Linked DNA regions of Homo sapiens: region 1 is linked to region 2. Evidence: chromatin contacts called from ENCODE Hi-C or POLR2A ChIA-PET data. All regions are on one chromosome and are shown on one strand. The core of a region is the stretch at or near the end of the contact, and the rest is flanking DNA. Distances in the headings are between cores, read along the strand shown. Region 1 holds the start of FUNDC2 (FUN14 domain containing 2). Region 2 holds the start of DKC1 (dyskerin pseudouridine synthase 1).

The links. A loop is a pair of places that touch in the nucleus more often than their neighbours do. ChIA-PET counts read pairs that join two places held with the same protein, here RNA polymerase II (POLR2A). Pooled maps may share reads with other maps.
Region 1: a map of OCI-LY7 shows a loop between it and region 2 (5-fold over the local background). The contact joins the promoter of FUNDC2 here to the promoter of DKC1 in region 2. A Hi-C loop is called at or near these places in 4 of 168 maps with a recorded cell type or tissue (OCI-LY7, naive thymus-derived CD4-positive, alpha-beta T cell and posterior vena cava), 8 of 37 single-sample maps with no recorded cell type and 14 of 50 pooled maps. POLR2A ChIA-PET finds 5 or more read pairs at or near these places in 2 of 52 experiments (Panc1 and activated CD8-positive, alpha-beta memory T cell).

Annotation. Positions count from the first base shown.
Region 1 is chrX:155,025,243-155,029,530 of GRCh38, forward strand. It overlaps FUNDC2 (FUN14 domain containing 2), which reads left to right and starts at 1,602. Exons shown (of 5, transcript NM_023934.4): 1 at 1,602-1,829. The coding sequence starts at 1,697. RefSeq lists silencers at 1,423-1,512, 1,783-2,102 and an enhancer at 2,280-3,183.
Region 2 is chrX:154,760,377-154,764,596 of GRCh38, forward strand. DKC1 (dyskerin pseudouridine synthase 1) reads left to right here and starts at 2,488. Exons shown (of 15, transcript NM_001363.5): 1 at 2,488-2,605. The coding sequence starts at 2,590. RefSeq lists enhancers at 2,109-2,168, 2,919-3,018 and a silencer at 2,269-2,568.

The DNA of each region.
Region 1 (4,288 bases), core at 352-2,851, 260 kb after region 2:
GAGGCTATATTGATAGAAGCACTTTTTAAGGAATAGCATTCCCTGGCCCAAGGGCTTAGTTGATTGAAAATTTTATCTATTATTGCTAAATTTTAAATCAAAATATGGCCGGGCACGGTGGCTCACACCTGTAATCCCAGCACTTTGGGAGGCTGAGGCGGGCAGATCACGAGGTCAGGAGATCTAGACCATCCTAGCTAACAAGATGAAACTCCTCCTCTACTAAAAATACAAAAAATTAGCCGGGCATGGTGGCACGTGCCTGTAGTCCCAGCTACTTGGGAGGCTGAGGCAGGAGAATCGCTTGAACCCGGGAGGTGGAGCTTGCAGTGAGCCGAGATCGCGCCACTGCACTCCAGCCTGGGCAACAAGAGCGAGACTCTGTCTCAAAAATAAAATAAATAAATAAATAAATAAATAATCAAAATAGACCCCATTACCAAATTTTCATGTTTTCAAGGATTCTCTAAAACCTACAATATTATCAATTACATATTCACAAATAATTACTGAATACAATATGGTATGTGGTAAAGTACAAAGGAGTACTGTGGCCATTTGTGATAAATAGAAATCAAATTGGAAATCTTCATAGATAACGTATTTTTTCTTTTTTTTTTGGAGACGCAGTCTCACTCTGTCGCCCAGGCTGGAGTGCAGTGTCGCGATCTCGGCTCACTGCAAGCTCCGCCTCCCGGGTTCACGCCATTCTCCTGCCTCAGCCTCCCGAGTAGCTGGGACTACAGGCGGCCGCCACCATGCCCGGCTAATTTTTTGTATTTTTAGTAGAGACGGGGTTTCACCATGTTAGCCAGGATGGCCTCGATCTCCTGACCGCGTGATCCGCCCGCCTCGGCCTCCGAAACTGCTGAAATTACAGGCGTGAGCCACCGCGCCCGGCCAGATAAGGTATATTTTTATTCCTTTTATTTTTACTCAACTCCTATGGTGCCACAAAATCCTATATTAAGCAGTATAATTGAAAAGAAAAAGAAAACAATAGCACAATGATTATAAAGAAAATAGCCTGAGTTAACTTCATTTGTGTCACTCCTAAAGCAGTGGATCAGATGTCAATGTTTATTATCATTCACTAATTACATTTATGAATAATTTTTAAAAGTAAAGGAAAAGACTGGCTGTTTTAACTAACATAATAGAAACTGTTGCTGGATTTTCTGTTGAAGGTATATTTTGAAGTGAGTTTTATTAAGTATAACTCGCATGTAAAATTCAAAAGAAAAATTAAATACATAAATAAAATGTGTCTTCCTCCACTAAAAGAGTAGGACACATCGCAGAAGCCGATAAATATTTGTTCAATGTTTACATGAACAAACACGGTCACTCAGCCGTCTTTATTTTCAGTGAGTCATAGGTAAAATATTCTTCACCAGGCGAGGATTGAGTCGCAGTCGCGTCAGGAACTCGCCTCCAGGTACTGAGCGAGCGAGCCCCGACGGCCGCGGTGGGTGGAGGGGGGAAAGTGGGGGAGAGTGGGGCGGGAGTAGAGGGAGAGCGAGGGAGGGAGCCTCACCCCCGGGACGCTTTCTGCGCACGCGCATCTCGGTGCATCTGTTGGGCGGGACCGCGGGGCCTGTGACACCGCACGCTGAGCTCTGTGATGTAGCCGCTTGCGGAGACTGCAAGCAGCCGCGGCGCGCCCGGCCCTCCCTCTTCCGCTGCCGCCGTGGGAATGGAAACATCTGCCCCACGTGCCGGAAGCCAAGTGGTGGCGACAACTGCGCGCCACTCCGCGGCCTACCGCGCAGATCCTCTACGTGTGTCCTCGCGAGACAAGCTCACCGAAATGGCCGCGTCCAGTCAAGGTAAGGGCGGGCGCGCGCGCGGCCGGCGCCGCGGGGAGCCGCCTTCCTGGGCTCCGGAAGGGGAAGGGCTCCGCGCCCGCCAGTCGCGACCGAGCTCCCCGGGGAGTCCAAGCGGCGCGGGGACGGGGAGGGCGCTCGGGGATCGCCCCTGGCTCAGCCGCTCCCAGGGTCCGGCCAAGGTCACGCGCGTGTCTGGGGCCTAACCACCCTGGGGTGTCGTCTCCAGTGGAGCTCACCCAGCCTTCCGGCGCCGCCCCCGGCGCAGAAGCCCGAAGACATTCTGTCCCCGTTCTCGGAAGCGGTCTGGCTTCTTTGTCCCTTTGGACGTTCATCTCAAATGCCTCGTGGCGTCATTCTGTGTACAAGGCACCTCCCCAACTGCTTTATTGTTGGTTTTGAAAAACTAGCACATATGGGATGGTACTTAGGAATAGCCTTCTGTTTAGTCGGCATAGTCAAAGATTCCGTGTAATTCGCAGTGGAGCACGTCTTTAAGTTATGCGTCTTACCCTATTTTGAATGTTTAGGTTGTATTTAATTTAGTACTGACTCACGGGATCCCATTGCTAAACAGAGCCATCATTGAAAACTCAATCATATAAACGTAAAATTACGTAAATTATGTTAAAAACAAAGGCAGTGAAAATACTAAAAACTCATCACTTTTATTATTTACCATGTTTTATTGTTACTTTACTTTTGAGGTTATTTATACATCTATTGTATCTTTGTGGAGGAGATACTATACTATGGTGCTCTACTGTGCGTCTCTTCCCATCTCTGGGTTCAGTAGTTTCACAATTCAGTAATGTCATGCTCACGATGAATGAATACGCAATGGAAATTGGCTACACTACAAATCAGCCCTTGCCTAAAGCCGACTGTTAAGCATTTCACCAGCACGCCGCTAAATTTTAGATGACTCTGGGAAGGTGGAATGTGCAATGTGATAATTATGTATTTTCCTGCAGAGCAGACTGCTCTTATAGACTTTTATAAGAGCAGACTGCTCTTATAGACTTTTATAAGAGCAGACTGCTCTTATAGGTTGATCAGGTATTTGCACCTAGGAAATTGTTGTGAGAAATTTTGAGGTTAAGATGAGTTTCAATTGTTATCACAGTGATGATCACATAATAACTGTGATCATTGATTTTGTGGGCTCATAAACGAAGCTATTGGCTGACTTTTGTCTGTCATAGTGCTTAGCAGTGTTTGACCAATGACTGACCAAATATCTCGCATTTAATCTACCTTCCCCCCTACTCCCTTTTTTAGGGACTAGATCTGTCATTCAGGCTACAGCACAGTGGCACAATCATAGCTCACTGCAGCCCCAGTGGAGCCACCTGTTGATCTAAGGGGCTTGGTCAAATTACGTTAAAACTGTAATGTTTTGTTGTTACATTAGAAAAATAAATTATTTAACTACTTGAGAGGCCATGGAGTACCCAGGTACTCAGACATCCATATTTTGTTCTGCTAAATGGGCGTCTGTGATGTATCCTGAATGAATTCTTGAATTATATTTTGTGTATGGTTTAAGGTAGAGGTTGAGAGTAGTTTTTTTTGAAACACAAATATATAGTAGTTCTAACATCATTTGTTGTTTCCTTCATTGAGTTACCTTGGTGCTAAGTTATTAAAAATCAAATGACTATATGTGTGGATCTATTTCTGGATTCTGGATTCTCTTCCATTGCTATATTTGGGTATCCTTGGGTCAGTTTGACAGTGTTGAATGTCATTGCTTTATAAGCCTTGAAATTAAGATAGTTGTATATTATACTGTAGCTTTATAATGAGCCTTGAAATTCCTTGAACCCTCCTCTTTCCCTTGCCCGCCTCCGCCCCCAGGATTATTGTGGCAGTTTGTATTTTCCTGATTGCAGCAATATTTTCCATTCCTTATGGTCTTTTTCCTAGTGACTTTGACACTCCTCCCACCCAGGGGTGGGATCTATATTCCCTCTTCATGAATCTGGATGGGAGTTTGTGACTGACTGCCTGTTCCTACAGAATGCAGTGGAAGTTAACACTGCATTTGCTCTCTCCCTTTCTTGGGACTTTCACCTCCTGAACTCAGCTCCTATGCTGTAAGGAAGCCTAGACTGACTCACATAGAGTAGCAGCCTATCTATCTGTGTGAGTGTAGAGTCTTCAGACCCAGCCTGTAAGTCTTCTGGCTAAAGCCTCAGACATGAAACAAAGACAAACCACAGTGCTGTGGCTGAATTCCTGATCCACAAAATCTGAGAGCATAATATATGATTGTTTTGCTTCATGAAGTTTTGGAGTAATTTGTAGTACAGCCGAAGTAACTGGAACACTGCTGGGTTTTTTTGTATCTTCATATGAATTTTAGAACCAGTTTGTCAATTACATAAAAACCTACTTTTTTGCCGGGCGTGGTGGCTCACTCCTGTAATCCCAGCACTTTGGGAGGCTGAGGCAGGCGG
Region 2 (4,220 bases), core at 1,238-3,737:
TTCGAGGAATTTGGCTGTCATTTAGATGATCCCAAACCATCATGAGTGGCCATCCTATCCCACAATTCTTGAAATCCTGTGCAACCATCACCAAAATGTAATTTTAGAACCTTTTTTTATCACCTCAAAAAGAAACTCTGTGCCCATTAGCAGTCATTCCCCATGTTCCCCTAAATTCCTAGGCCAAGGCTACCACTAATCTGCTTTTTGTCTCTAGATTTGCCTAGTCTGGATATTTCCTATAAATGGAATCACACAAAATGTGGCCTTTGGTGAATGGCTTCTTTCACTCAGCATAATGCTTTCAATGTTGTATCCATGTTGTAGCATGGATCAGTACTTCATCCCTTTTTACGGCTCCATTGTATGAATAGACCACATTTTGTTTATCTATTCATCTGTTCATTTTGGTTGTTTCTACCTTTTGGCTATTGTGAACAGTTCTTCTATGAACATATGTGTACAACCATCTATCTAAAAATCCATTTTCGATTCTCTTGGGTCTATACCTAGGAGTAGAATTGGTGAGTCATATGGTAACTCTGTGTTTAACCTTTCAAGGAATTGCCAGACCATTTTCTAAAGTGGCTGCATCATTGTACTTGATGGTACTCATGGTTTGGTCAGACAACACCCAGTTTATCATGGGCAGGTCAGGTCTTAAGACCACATGTATCACAGTCATTCCGTTTCAGTAAATAATTACAGCAAGCCAGGAGCTTTTCCTCCTGGCAAATTATTATTTTTTGTGTGTGGAGGTCTTAGCTTTAAGTTTATTTCAAATTCCAGAGGGCTGAACTGTGAGTCTCTTATTAAAGCTTGGAAAAGGCTCTGTGTAGCATCCTAATGGGGTATGCCATCTCCAGAAAATGGCCCACTGAGTGTCATGCTTCTTTTTTAGCAAGCAGAGGGTTCCAAGTAAGGCAACTTGTCTTTCTCTTTGGAGGGACCGTCTCAACATGCCTCAGCCCACTGCATGCCCAGGAAGTTCACTGAGGTATCACCTCCCTGAATTTTCAAGGGGCTTCTCTCTCACCTTGTGGTGAAATATTTGCCACTTCCTATGCATCAGGTCCACTCAGCATGATGTCTTGGGGTACAGTGAGATGATCAAATCAGTTCCCAGGGACTCAATTATGATAATGTGCCAGAGGCTTCCTTTGTTCTTTCCTTCCATTATCACCCTCAGTCCTTGAGTCAGGAAGCCCCTCTGGGAATTTATCCAGCTACCAATTGTGTTTATTACAAGTATGGATTCAAGAACCGGGGAAAGAGCCACAGGGTGGCTGATAGTGAAAGGGACGTGGGCTGACTCCACTTCTGACCATTGGACCAAGTGGCATTCTACTTCCCCAGTGATTCACACGGGCTAGTGCAAGCCCCTGGTAAATGGCCACGGGTCCCACGAGAAGGGAGGAGGCAGGCTGAAAGTACACACTTGTAGCGTTACATGTGCCTGGCCTCACCTTTACAGGCTCACCTCACGGGCTCTGGCCTGTGGACTGACTAGATCTGGGAATTAGATGAGGCACCATGATTTTCCATTGTGGTGATTCAAGGCAGAATGCCTTTAGCCAGACCTAGAGTTACCGGGGTTATACAGATCATGATGGCTTACTACAGGACACTGTGATCAATTAGACACCACCAAAGATCCCTGGGGAGAAATCAGTTTGGTTCCAGCTTCCAGCCCTGCTGCCTATCATGATACCCAGGCTCATCCTGTTTCTATGAGATTTAGTGCCAGTGCTTTGTCTCTGCTGTTTGGCGTGAAGCCCGGTCGTAGAGTTCAAATTGAGGTGTGCTGTGAGCATAAACGCACACACCGGAAAGTCTTTGCGGGGACAAAAAAAAAAAACCAATGTAAAATACCCCATTCATACTGTTGTGTTTTGCCTATATGTGGAAATGATAATATTTCGGATACGCTGGGTTAAAAAAATTCATTATAAATCATTTTCACCTTTTTCTTTTTACTCTTCTTTCATGTTGCTGCTGGAAAATTTAAAAGTCAACATGTGGCACGCACACTACTCCTATTGGCCATCTGCTCTAGCTGGATGGGAACTGCAAGCAGCAAAGGCCTTTCAACCTCTCCGAGCTTCAACATGTTCACTTATGCATCAGGACTGATCCAACAGCAACCTGAAAGGGTCGGTGTGAGAAAGCAAAGAAAGAGGTACTGTTTACGGAGCGTTCAGCCGTGAGCCCAGGCGCAGGCGCGGAGCTAAACCCGGAGGTGAAGCAACTACAGCTGGGGCCACGCCCACAGACTCCGGGCTGTCGGGGCGGGCGGCACTCGCGCTTCCAGCCTGGGCCAACCAGGCTGCTTGAGGCTCGAAGCGCATGCGCGGTCTCGCCCTCCGTACTGGCCGAGCCAGCAAATCGCATTGCGCAGACGACCAGCGGGCGCCTCGGATTCCGCCCCCGGGATGGCCCCGCCTCCTCCCGCCCCGCGGCAAGGCACGCACAGGGCAGTGCGCGGGTGGGTGGGTCCTAGCAGCGCGGCCTGACGGGACCAAGGCGGCGGGAGTCTGCGGTCGTTCCCTCGGCTGTGGACCGGGCGGCACGCACGCGGTGCAGGGTAACATGGCGGATGCGGAAGGTAAGGGCTGCAGGCTTCCGGGCCGTGCTAACTCCGGGCGACTCGGGGAACGGGGGTGGGGGGATGGTATCGGGGCCCGCGCACGCCTCCCTCTGGTTCCCGCCGGCGTGTCGGCCTCTTCACCGCCCGGCCTTAAGCCGGCCTTGTCTCTCGGCCCTGGCTCCGTGGCAAGGGCGCGAGAGTGGGAGCCCCTCGCGGTGACTTGGCATGATGGGGCTCGGCCCTCTCACCTCCCTGGGGTCCGGGTCGCCGTCGAAAGACATCTGCCGTGCTGCCCACCCCGCGGTGGCGTGGGACGTGGCAGTGTCTGTGCTGCTGCCAGCCCGGACGCCGCCGTTACAGCTCCATGCGACTAGGGGAGCAAGGGTAGTGGAAACGGGCCGAGAAGAAAAGGAGCGGAGGGACCCCGGAGCAGGGATAGAGCTCCGAGTTGCAAGAAAGTTCTAGAGGCCACAAGCCCGCGGGGACAGTCGAGTGGTCGCTTATGGAACTTTCCGGCCCCCTGCGTGAGCGCTTCTGTGGGATGTTTAAGCTCTGCCATAGCCACGTGGTGAACCGGAAGGGAAGCCGACACGTGCAGTAGCCTACAGTCAGTTACCCAGCCATGGGACCCATACATTTGGCCTTACACACCTTGTTTTCTCGCTTACCTACGGATATACGTTCTAAGAAATGGGTCGTTAGGCGATTTCATCATTGTGTGAACATCAGAGGGCTCTTACACAAACCTAGGTGGCATAGGCTACTACACACCTAGGCTGTATATGGTGTAGCGTATGGCTCCTAGGCTTCAAACCTGGACAGCATGGTATTGTGCGGAATGCTGTAGGCAGTTGGGACACAGCGTCGAGAGTTTGTGTACTTAAACATGTCTAAGCAGAAAAAGGACAGTAAAAATATAGCACAGGGCCGGGCGCGGTGGCTCAGGCCTGTGATCCCAGCCCAGGCTGGCGGATCACCTGCGGTCAGGAGTTCAAGACCAGCCTGGCCAACATGGTGAAACCCCGTCTCTACTAAAAATACAAAAAATTTAGGTGGGCGTGGTGGTATACGCCTGTAATCCCAGCTACTCGGGAGGCTGAGGCAGGAGAATTGCTTGAACCTGGAGAAGGAGGTTGCAGTGAGCCGAGTTTCTGCCACTGCACTCCAGCCTGGGGAAAGAGTGTGACCGTCTCAAAAAAAAAAAATTATATATATATATAAATATGTGTGTGTATATATGTATATTATATATGTATGTATTATATGTATGTATATTATATATATATAGTACACAAGGTTATAAGTGGTGCACCCGTAGAGGAGGGCACTTACCATGAATGGAGCTTGCTGAGCTGGAAGTTGCCCTGGTTGAGTCGGTGACTGAATGTGAAGGCCTCAGACATTACACTACTGGAGACTTTATAATCTGTACACCTAGGCTACACTAAATTTATAAAAATATATTTTTCTTCAGAATAAATCAACCTTAGCTTACTGTAACTTTATAAACTTTTTACTTCGACTGTTGTAATAATACTTAGCTTAAAACAAACACATTATTTAGCTGTACGTAAATATTTTCTCTGCTTATCTCCTTATTTATAAGTTTTCTATTTTAAAATTTTTTAATTTT